Regions from separate parts of the Homo sapiens genome. Here region 1 is linked to region 2. A link is a loop called in an ENCODE intact Hi-C map of the cell type or tissue named here. Cell type or tissue: HCT116. All regions are shown on one strand. Each heading gives the region's core, and the rest is flanking DNA. Links, peaks and the distances in the headings are about the cores only.

Region 1 (5,368 bases), core at 141-5,140, 230 kb before region 2:
TTTCTCCGAAGTTTTCTCCCTTTTCCTTTCAAGTGCCACCCTTGGCTGTGACTACACCGGCAGGCTGGGCAGGAAGGACCTGCCTCTGTTGTGACCTCGCCTAAGGGTGAGCTTTGCCGGCGCTGGCCAAATCAGACCTCTTCATTCTGAGCCCCCTAAACCCCGGCCTGCTTGGCTGTTTGGCAGGACCCGGGGGCGGGGCCAAAATGAGAGAGAAAGGGAACCTATAACCTATGAGAGAAAGAGAAGAGGCAGGTTTGGCGGGAGGGGGGCAGGGACGGTGTCTTCCAGGCACCGGTCTGAGAGTCCGGCCGAGCCGCCTGCGGAGCGGCTGGGCTTGTTAAACCCCCGGGGCCCAACGGCGAGGGCCCTCTGCGGCGTACCGGCGGGGATTCCGATCGATACTCCGGGCGGAGAAAGCCTCCGCTTTTCTTCTCCATTTGCTCCTGTCCCCTAGCGCTCCGAGCACATAATACCTACTTACCAGTCCCAGCTTCTGCATCAGTGTCTGAAGAGACTGATCTACTGACCCCAAACTGAAAAGCCTCCTATGTAATAATAACCACTCAACACACTTGTAGTTGCTGATAAAATGGCCAGATAAAAAGGCTAAAGCTCTTGTCCCTTTTCAACCCAGGGTAATAAAACAGACACACATTTGAATGCTCGAGCAAAGCGGGGTCCTCAGCAGGCCTTTTCCACTCGCTGGAGGAGGCATTCTGTCTCCCACGAAGGCAGCTTCAGCGATCCTCTGCGGAAAATCTAGCAGCGTGGGCAGTGCTGTCCCGGGCCTGTCCCTGCAGACTTGCACCATGGGCGCGGGTGGGGCTGAGGACCCCCGGGATGCCACGCTTTCTCATCTCAGCAACGCTTGGGATCATTTTAAAAGCTGAAACTCGCTAATAGGCGAAGCATTACTTTCCTCATCACTTTCAGACCTATATGGGCAGAAGGCACGTGTTTTTTAAAAGCTGTGTTCTTTGCGCGACCGGCATGAGGGGGCGGCAGCGCTCTGAGATGAGCAGGAGAATAGCTGTCATCCTGCCTTTAACTGTACCCCTAAGACCAGCTGCCAAGTTCCTTCTGGTCCCCGGTGCCCAAGAAGCCGGCGGGTACTAAAACCCACCAGAGACAGCCTGGGACATTCGGGGGGATCTATGACAAAATGTTAAGAACTGTCAGCCAGTCTCCAGTTCATTTCCCGCCGCTATTATTATCGCTCTCTACTGGCTGCTTTATCTTGCCCCGAACCAACAGCAAATCAGAGAAAACTGTAGGAGAGGATGAAAAATAAACTAAAGGAGAAAGATTACATAAATTTCTAAATCCACTCAAAGTATCCGGAGTCCGCCGATTTGGGGGAGGCTCTTTGCAGGGAAACCTAGTTTTCTTTACCTTCTTAGATCAACACTGCGGGGCGATTACCGACTGGGAATAGGAATCCACCAGCAGACGGCAAAGGAAAATGCTGTCAAAGCGGAAACTCCCCCTCCCCAAGCCCGGGTGAACCTGCTGCCTGTCACATTCCCCAGCCCTGTCGGGCGTTGGTCGAGTGCACCCCACAAGCTGGGCTCAGCGGTGCGAGGAAAGCCCGGGGGATCGGGGGTGGAAACCTGAGCTCGCAGCTCCGGAAGCGAGCTGTGCGAGGCTGGCTCGGAACCGCGCGCATCCCAAGACCCGCGCTATGCAAATCATCGCCACCACGAATTGTTCCCCTAGACCGCCCGCCGATCCTGAAAGATACCCCCCTCCACCCGATCCATGGGAAGTCGCCCACCCTGGCTTGCCATAGGGTATAGTGTGTCCTTCCCAGCGGGGGACCTGGACATTTTGCCCCTCTGGGCCCGTGGCTTGCTCCTAGGGGCAGCGCAGTCGCCACGCACACCGCGCGGGGTCCGTGCGCACAAAAGCGCGCAACTGCGTGCCAGTCGCAGTAACTACTGCATCTTTCCCTCTAGCTCGCGCACCCGCCGCCCACACAGGAGGTTTCTGTGCTCCTAGAACAATAGAGGGCTGTACCTCGCAGCTTGGCCGCTAGAGGAGGCACAAAGAGCCGAGCCGGCTCCAGAACAATGTAACCCGCGCCTCTACCCGTCCCCTCCCGCGGGCCGCCAGTCCTCCCCGCGGTCGCCAGGCGCGCACAATCAGCGCCCGCTTAATGCAAAGGCGGAGCCTGCAGCCGGCGGCAGGGATGCATTAACTAACCTGAATTTTTAATTTCTCAGCACCTCTTCCTGCGAGTGCTCAGGGTCTCCCGGAGCCCCGGCAAATCCTGGCAAATCCCAGCAAACGCTGGGACCGGGGCAAGGACGGCCGGTGAGCAAGGCAAAGCGCTTTCCACCTCAGTCTCTTCTCCCACGTCCTCCCAAAGCGGTGAATGTGACCTTCTCAACCTTACACCCTGCCCTCGCTGTAGGTAGTGACATTGGAGCTGGCCCGAGCCCCTCAAGCCCGGTCAGAAAGTCCCTGCGCCAACGCCAAGGCCAGAGATGGGCTCCAGGAGCGCTGTTGTATCCTGGCCGCCGGTTCCCCGCGGGGGCAAGGCTGTGCCTTCAGCCAATGACCAAATAAGTTTGCCTATATGGTGGGTGGGAGAGTAGAGAGCTCTTTTCCCTCTGCAGAGCAAAGCCTCTCAACTGCCTCTGCACAGGGAGACTAGTCAGCCCGGAAAATTGAAATGTGTTGTCTAAAAGAGACTTGAAGTGCATGGGGTTTTGAATAAGGGCAGGTCCTGGTTTCTGTGGGTCTTGGAAAGACAGGGCTCCTAGAGGAAAACGCACACCCCCATCCCGCCTCCCAGTACCTGGGAAGATCGGAAATAGGGCAAAGGTTGGCACATTGAGGGGAGGGCGAATGAAATGGGGGGGGGTCGGTCAATGAAAGCTCAGGGACAAGGAGAGAGTAAGAAAGAAAAAGAAAAGGGAGAAGGGAAAGTAGGGGAAGAGCGGAAGAGAAAGAGAAAATGGAAGAAGAAATAAAAACGAGAAGAAAGAGGACGTGTATAGGAAAGAGAAGGAAAGAATCAAGAGAAGTGACTCGGCGCGCAGACTTGGGCCACAAGCACCGGACCCGGAGCCCTCTTCCCAGCAGCCTGGCCCCTGGCTAGCCCCGGCCTTACCTGCCAGGCGTAAGGCGGACATGCGCTGGAACTCGGGCTCCTGAAGCCACTTCCACATCCTGCGGAAGGTCTCCCTGCCAGATTTGAGTTTACTCCACGGTTTTGGATTCCGGAGCAGGTCGGAGAGAGTCCCCTGAGACCGGCACAGCACCCTCTGCGCAAAGATCGCCTGGGGGATACTGTAGCGCTTCAGCTCCGCTGTGATGCGCTGGGCCACCTCTTTGGTGTTGATTTCTTCCAGCTGGCCCGACGTGGCCACCTGCGAGCCCGATGAGGACGAGGGTGGCCGCTCGCGACTGGGTGCCAGCACCGGCCCGTGAGACTGAGTGTGGCCCGGGTGGTGCAGGCCGTTCAGGTGCGACATCATGGCCGCAGGTGGGGTGCCCAGGCCGCGGGACAGGTGTTGCTCACCGCGGGTCAGCATGGCAGTGTGGTGCGCGTCGAAGTTGGGGCTGAGCATTTTGTCGTGGCCCGGCGGACCGTAGTTGGGCAGACTCTGCTGCGCGTTGTGGAGGCCGCCTAGCCCGTTGCCCAGCGGCGTGGCGGCCAGCGGGGACAGGCTCTGGCTCATGCCGGGCATCTCCTTGTAGGGACTGTAGAGGTTGTTCATGGCCGGGAGCCCGCGCTCGTCGCGCATGAGGGTGAAGCTGCCGCTGACGTTGCCGGACAGGCGCTGGTGGTGGTGGTGGTGGTGGTGGTGCGGATGGTGGTGCGGGTGAGGGTGGTGGAACTTGTCAGACACGGTGGAGATGGGTGGCAGCGGCTGGAGCGGTGTCAGCGTGGTGTAGGTGTTGCTCATGCCCATGCCAGGCGGAGACGAGTCGCAGGACATGCTCATGGCGTGGTGCAGCGGGATGGAGAGCTCGGGCCGGTAGTCGCCGCCGTCCAGGATCGAGGCCATGCTGGTGACCATGGCCGAGCGCGACGCCGCCGCTGCCGCCGCTGCCGCCGTGCCCAGCTCCTGGTGCGCGGTTGGAGGCGGCGGAGGGCCCCGCAGCGAGCCAGCGGCGCCGCGGCCCGCGTGGTGGGGGCTGGGGCTGGCCAGCAGCTCCTGCTCATGGCCCGGGCCCCCGCCGCCGCCCCCGCCGCCCCCGCCGCCGCCCCCGCCACTGCCGCCGCCGGCCGGCCCGTGCAAAGTGCCCAGACTTTCCATTGTCAGCTCCGGGTTCATGGCGCAGCCTTCTAGGTCTTTGGTGAGGCATCGATAGGCGGTGTAGGCAGCCTTCATTCAGTCCATCAGGGCCCGGGGGCGGCGGGGGCGGCGGGGGCGGCCGGCGGGCGGGCAAGGCGCGCGTGGCGGGGCTCGGCTGCGGGAGTGGGGGCGGGCGCGGGAGTGAGTGGAGAGGAGTGCGCGTGCGGGTGTGCGCCCCGGGCTGCGGGCGGGCTCGCCCGGGGTGGGGGCGGGGTGGGGGCGGACGGGGCGTGCGTGCGGGAGAGGGGAGGGGACGGGGAGGGAGGGAGGGATCACCGGGCCCCGCCGCTCGGGCCGGCTCGCAGCCTCGCCATGTCCGAGCCCGCTCCGGCGCCGACGTCTTCTGTTTGGGTGAGCGGGAGCTGTCCAGAAGGGCTCTGCCGCTCGCCGGGGCAGCCAACCTACCCTCCCGGACCTGGGGCGGGGCCACGCCCGACGGGCGCCAAGCGCAACCACTCCGAGGCCGCAGCTGCCCCGGGAGGCGGGCCTTCCACGGGAAGCTACCAGTGGCTGTGGAGGGGGCGGGGCCGCACTTTTCAGGTTTGGCTGACGGCTCGGTGCCTTTTTTACCTCCTTTGCTACTGGAATCAAACGTCAAGGAGAGGGAGGGAGGAGAAGGTGGGGGGGTCGCTGGGGAGAGGGAGGCTGGAGTGCGAGCGAGCGAGAGAGATTCGGTGAAAGATGCCGTGCTGTGTCCCCCCTGAGCAGCTGCGATCTGGGGGAAGGGGCATTGCTTCAATCGCCTTCGCCTCACCCCAAAGCTTTCCTGGAGGCGAGTAAGCCGGGAGCAAAAGACTCCGCTATGTGCCAGTATAGACAAACACTCGTCACTAACAAGCCACTTACCGAGAGTCCCTAGCTGGGAGCCAATAGTTTAGCCTTTTAAAATGCAGGCGCTAATGTATTCTAATGCATGGTAAATTCCCGAGGCCGGGACATGCATAATCTACGCGGTCAGAGCAACTGTAGTGCCCTCGTCGCCAGCGAGCTGCGGCCGGCCGGCGGCCCACGGGCGGCGCGGGCAGCAGTAATGCATGCAAAGTTAACACAATAACATC
Region 2 (5,368 bases), core at 171-5,170:
ACCACTGTACTCTAGTCTGGGCAACAAAGCAAGACCCTGTCTCAAAAAAAAGGAAGAAAAAAGAATACAATGAACAGGTTTTCTTTTGAAGTGACGGAAATGTTTTGGATCTAAATGTGTTAGTTGCGCAACAATATAAATGTACTAAATGCCACCAAATTGTATACTTTAAAATGGTTCAATTTACGTTCCGTGAATGTTCATGCTGATAGAAAAAATCATTACAAAAAGAATATGATGAGAATTAATTATGTCAGAACCCATTATTAATTGTACACAAATAAGTCCACCTGAACAGCATTAACCCCTAAGGCCAACGTTACTAATTCAGTCCCCCAAAATCATGGTGGTCTGCTGCACGACACTGGGTAAATAAGGCTCAATGTGTTGGCTTTCATCTCTTCATTTTAAGCCCAGCACTGTTGTTTCCACGGTACTGTAATGTCAGGGAATTATATTTAAGCCATTCTTAACTCCTCCAGCCCACATTGATCTTTCCCTTCTCTGAAACTCCAGCACTTATAACCTAAACTAGATGATTTAGAACTTAATTACGTTCTATCTTGTGCAGTTCTTTAATTGTTTGATGTAGGATAATCTTGTCTTACGATAAGACTGTAAGAACTTTGAAGTTAGAGACTCTTGTGTTAAATTTATTTATTAATGCATTCATTCATGAATACATCTAAAACCACTTTTCACCACCTATTGTGTGCCAGGTGCTTAGAGAACAAGACACATCACCCAACAACAAGGAGCTTGGTGTCTGTGAAATCTCCTCTGTGCCTGGCATGATGAAGGAGCATGGTACTTCAGCATCCAGCCTTAAAACTGAAAGACTTTGTCTCACTACAGATTCTCTTTTCTTGGGTTCCCTATTTCAGGTCTCAGTGAGAACATCAACTTTCCTTCTCAATCGCTTTTCCATGGCCCTTCTTTTCTTCATTCCCTCTGATGCTCCCTGGTGGGAGCTTTGCAGGAGCTTTCAGACAGATCTCCCTGCTTGTCCACCCACTGCTAACTCCACCTCCCTATTGCAACAAGAAAGATCTTTCTCAAACTGTGCTGTGAGTCTATCACTCCCTTATTATAAAACTTCCCACTGGTTTCTCTGTGTGCTTAAGAGAGATGAAGCCCAACCCTCTGTCAGGCTTGCAACACCCTTTGTTTTTGCACCCTTCTGATTTATCCAGCCTCATCTTTCCCTGTTTCCCCCATCATCCATCATCCAAGCTCCAGCCATCCTAAACTTTCTGCAGTTCCTCATCCTATGCCCAGCCTCTGATCCTTTGCACATGTTCTTCCTTCTTCCTGCAGCGCCTTCCTTTCTCCCCTATCTCCTCTGCCTGCTAACTAACTCCAGCTCATTTTATTGGTTTTAGCTTGGACATCACTTCTTGCTCACTGGCCTCTCTCAGGAGCTCGGAAGTCCTTCTGCATTTTCAGCTTCCCATGCCAACACCTTTATCATACTGCATTAGAATGTTCTGTTTCCTTGTCCATATCTCCTTTCATCTTCTATACCAATTGTTCCATGAGGGCAAGGACTAGGTCAGCTCGTTTATGGCTGTCATCCCACAGTCTAGCATATAATAGATGCCCAGTGAACATCTGTTGAAGTAACTGAATTTGATTATATTGAAGATATGATTGCACTAAAGAAAAAAGATACTAATTGTGTCAGAAGCATTTTGAACCAGTGTGACTCCATCTTGTATAGGGGCTGGGTGAAATAAGGCTGAGACCTACTGGACTGCATTCCCAGGAGATTAGGCATTCTAAGTCACAGGATAAGATAGGAGGTTGGCAGTGAGGGTGACCAGAGGTCACTTTCATCACCATCTTGGTTTTGGTGGGCTTTGGCCAGCATCTTTACCACATCCTGTTTTATTAGCAGGGTCTTTGTGACCTGTATTTTGTGCCAGCTCAGACTGCAGTGAAACTGCTGATTTTCCCTTACACGGTTGCCTGGTGGGTTGCAAGTGAGAAATCCAAGATCAGGCTCCAGGAGGGTGTGGTGGAAACCACAGAAAAAGCCTGGAGCCTTTGCACAGGCCAGGGAAGAGTGAGGAGGGGAAGGCACTGAGATTGGGGTGGAGTACCCAAGGAAAAGTCAAAGGTCAAAGTCCTCTCTTTCACTCTGTGATATCTAGTCCTGATCACTCACAGAAGTCTATTGAACTCAGTGACACTTTGTGCAGTGTCTGCCCTGCCCTCAGGTAATCATGGGAAAACCCCCAAATTCCCTCTCAGGTTTGGTATTTTATGGAATGCTAAATACCAAGGCTGAAGATTTTCGCATAGGATTGTAGGCAGGATAAAATTCTGAACTCAGGGTTCAGGACTCCCCTCATAGTACAGACCCTGGGGCAAAAGAATGTCACAGGACTCGCTCTTGGCACAAAGAAGGTTGATTTTCTTCATCATGAGAAGCTACACTTTGCCCAGTGCGGAGGAAAGGCTTGCAGACACTCCCTCGGCGCCTGCTGGTCCTGGCTAGGAGGAAGATGAGTCATTGTGCATTTTTCCCTGAGCTGGAGGCGGAGCTGACTGAGCAGTCCCAGCTCCCGCACAGCTTTCAGAAGGGGGACCTGCACACATCCTGCCAGCTTAGCCCCTTAATCACCTAAGGGATGTCTTAAGGTCTAGCTTGTTAATGCCCGCTCTTTCCTATTCCAAATTATTGCCTACCTCTGTTTTCTTGGTTTTGGTCCTGCAAAGTCAGGGGTTTGTCACCAAGGGACTGTCAGCAGGGAGTGTGGCCTCAGTGAGTTGCAGATTCACTTAGGGATGTCCCCAGCCCTCAGAAGTGAGATAAAGAGCAGCCCTAAGCGCTTCTCCTGCCGCTTCTCCACCTCCCCGACTAGTAAATTGCTCAGAGGAGAGATCAATGGGTCCGAGAGAAATTTCATTTCTCTTCCTCCCTCCGTGGGGTGTCTTTGCTGCCGCATCCTCCCGGCTGTAAATGCAATTCAGGAACTGGCTACAGTGAGCGGTGGGTGTGAGAGAAGGAACTCTCAGCATGAGCCAGAAGGGGTTTTCTTTTACCTTTGTCAGCATTGCACCTAATGATACCACGATGTGCCATTTTACATCACGGCATGTCAGAAATCAATGGGCCACCTGGGCGGTTGGCAGGTGGGGAGACAGAAACAGAGACCGCATCTTGGCAAGCTGGGGGAAAATGAAAGCTTGACTCGGCTGTGCCAGGGGCCAGGCCTTTTTGCTTTAAATCTCTCTTATCGTAGCCCCACAACACAGGAAGAAATGCTTATCTGCTTAATGCTTGCTTTCCCCCACCAAGTGGTAAACTGCAAGAGGATAGAGACTGTAAATAAATGAATGAATGAAAGAGATAGCAATGGGGAGAGATGTAGGACATGAGGGTCCAGTTCATTTCATGTCGTGTAAACAGAAATAATTATTTTAATTTTCAATATACTTACATGGCAACTAAACTTCTTACCATAAAAAATAAAGTGATATCTGTACAAAACATAAACCATTAAGTCCATGAATAATTCAGTCTGTCTTGGGATGATTTGTCTGTGCATTGGAAATTTGGATTAACTGCCTTCATGCCCAAACTGACTGCAATGGCTTTGTATTTTGATCTCATATACATGTTGCTTCTGGGTTAAGTAGATACATCTTGGATAGGACTGTTCATTCTCAGAAATAAACTCCTGATCTCAATCATTTAGAGAAAAACGCTTGGAGACGGTTCAGTCCTGCTCAAGAGTAGCCCTGCCACATCAAACTTCCAGGAATGCCAAGTGGGTCGGTATAAAGATTTGATCCTGTTGCGAATTGGAGCTGGTCCTGTACAAACAGTATGGCTAACTACTGCACAAGCCCACCAGACCACCACTGGTCTCCAAATCTCAGCTTTTCTCGGGCTCCTGCACACTCACCACACCATCTGCTCTTTCCTTCTGAGTTGAGTCACCTGCTGACCCGATGCATGGAGATTGGACCAAGTTCCCATGAATTATTTTCACCACGTGGTGAAAATATTTTCAGGAATGGGCACAACACTTTTTTGTGATTGTTCAGCTTCTTTGCACAGGGCATTTTGACAGATTTGTGGTTCTTTTTTTATCTGCTATATTTCTGCTCAAGAAAGAAACATTAAAACTGTCACATGGCCACTGAGTAGCAAAGAGCCCTCGTAGACTCCTTTTCTTCCTATCCAATCTTGCACCCTCACCCTCCTGCCAACCCCTTCCTGCCTCACCTCTCCTGGGGATGAACAATGGCATGGCCCTTGCAGAGGTGGTCAGGCACCCTTAGGGGGTTACCCAAATGAATCCCAAAGGTTCTACTTGCCCCATGTGCCAGCCATGGAGCCTGGACTCTTATTTTGAGATTCATTCCTCCATCACTGGTAGAGTTCAGGGTCTCTAGCATGGTTCTGTTATATCTTCCAGGGAACAGCTCAGCCACTTGCCTTCCAAAGTGACAGCCCATGGAGGAATGGGCATGAACTTTAGGGAGAATGGGTAATAAGAAAGAGGCTTGCCAGGAAGACCAGGGCTGTGGGCAGTGGTGGGGGGGCAGCTGGAAAAGAAAGAAGGCAACAGGTACTACAAGGAAGAATGGAAGAGTAGCCACAAGAGTGCCTTCCTCCTTCAGAGAGGACCACAGCATGCCTGGGGACAGGTCGCCTGAGCCCCAGGCGGTGGCCCAGCAGTTGACACTCCCTGGATCAGCTGGAAGAGTTCAAGTTCAAGGTTGTTATACAAACAAGCAGCTCCTGCTGCCTAGACTATCCCGCCTCCCATCAGTACTGCTCCTGAGCTCACCCCAGGATGACACAGACACACCTTTTAGATGCCACGTGTCACACCACTTCCTGTTTGGCTCAAGTTCCCTCCTTTATCCTCTTTGCCCTGAGATTTATTATTGTGCAGCGATCGCGTTGAATTGCATTCAAAATCAATTAGCACAGGTACTCAAAGATGAATGCTTAGGCTCTGAAGAAAGGTGATGAAAACATACCATTTAAATAGAAATCAATTTTCCTTTCATGTATTTCTTCCTTGCTGCTGCCCAAAATTAATAGTTTTTGGACATTTTTGTGTAAAGGGAAGACGTCTTTCACATAAACCATTTCCGCACTACCTCCTCTTGCCTCCCTTGGCTTCCACTGTAAGGCATATTCCCAGCTGGTAATATTACTGCATTAACTGTCTCCACGGTGATATTTAATGCAATGGTCATTTGAATAAGCTCAGCAGCACAAGGTGCTGGGTCAGCCTGGGAAAAAGGCCTTTGGACTTCTTGCATTGTGTCAACAGCAGGTAGATGGTTTGGGAGGCAGTCACTCCATTCCCACAACATCCAACATCAGGGCGGCTGACAACAA

Evidence for each region. Peaks named below come from ENCODE experiments on the same cell type or tissue, not always from the same donor. Only the 100,000 strongest peaks of a DNase experiment are listed, where the experiment ranks them.
Region 1: it touches region 2 in a loop (3-fold over the local background); 3 of 110 quality-filtered maps call a loop at or near these places.

What each region holds. Positions count from the first base shown.
Region 1 is chr18:57,434,695-57,440,062 of GRCh38, reverse strand. ONECUT2 (one cut homeobox 2) reads right to left here and starts at 4,689. Exons shown (of 2, transcript NM_004852.3): 1 at 3,119-4,689. The coding sequence starts at 4,346. RefSeq lists enhancers at 421-1,176, 1,933-2,688, 4,803-5,368 and a silencer at 4,760-4,809. In HCT116, for the core only: a CTCF peak has its summit at 2,042; DNase peaks (open chromatin) are centred at 2,062, 4,782 and 5,092; H3K4me3 peaks cover 1,039 bases.
Region 2 is chr18:57,207,637-57,213,004 of GRCh38, reverse strand. No RefSeq gene overlaps it. Among named protein-coding and RNA genes, the nearest start is that of LINC02565, 39 kb to the right of the region's middle. RefSeq lists enhancers at 2,929-3,038, 1,967-3,166. In HCT116, for the core only: no CTCF peak of the experiment used is centred there; DNase peaks (open chromatin) are centred at 2,191 and 2,554; H3K4me3 peaks cover 1,231 bases; H3K27ac peaks cover 543 bases.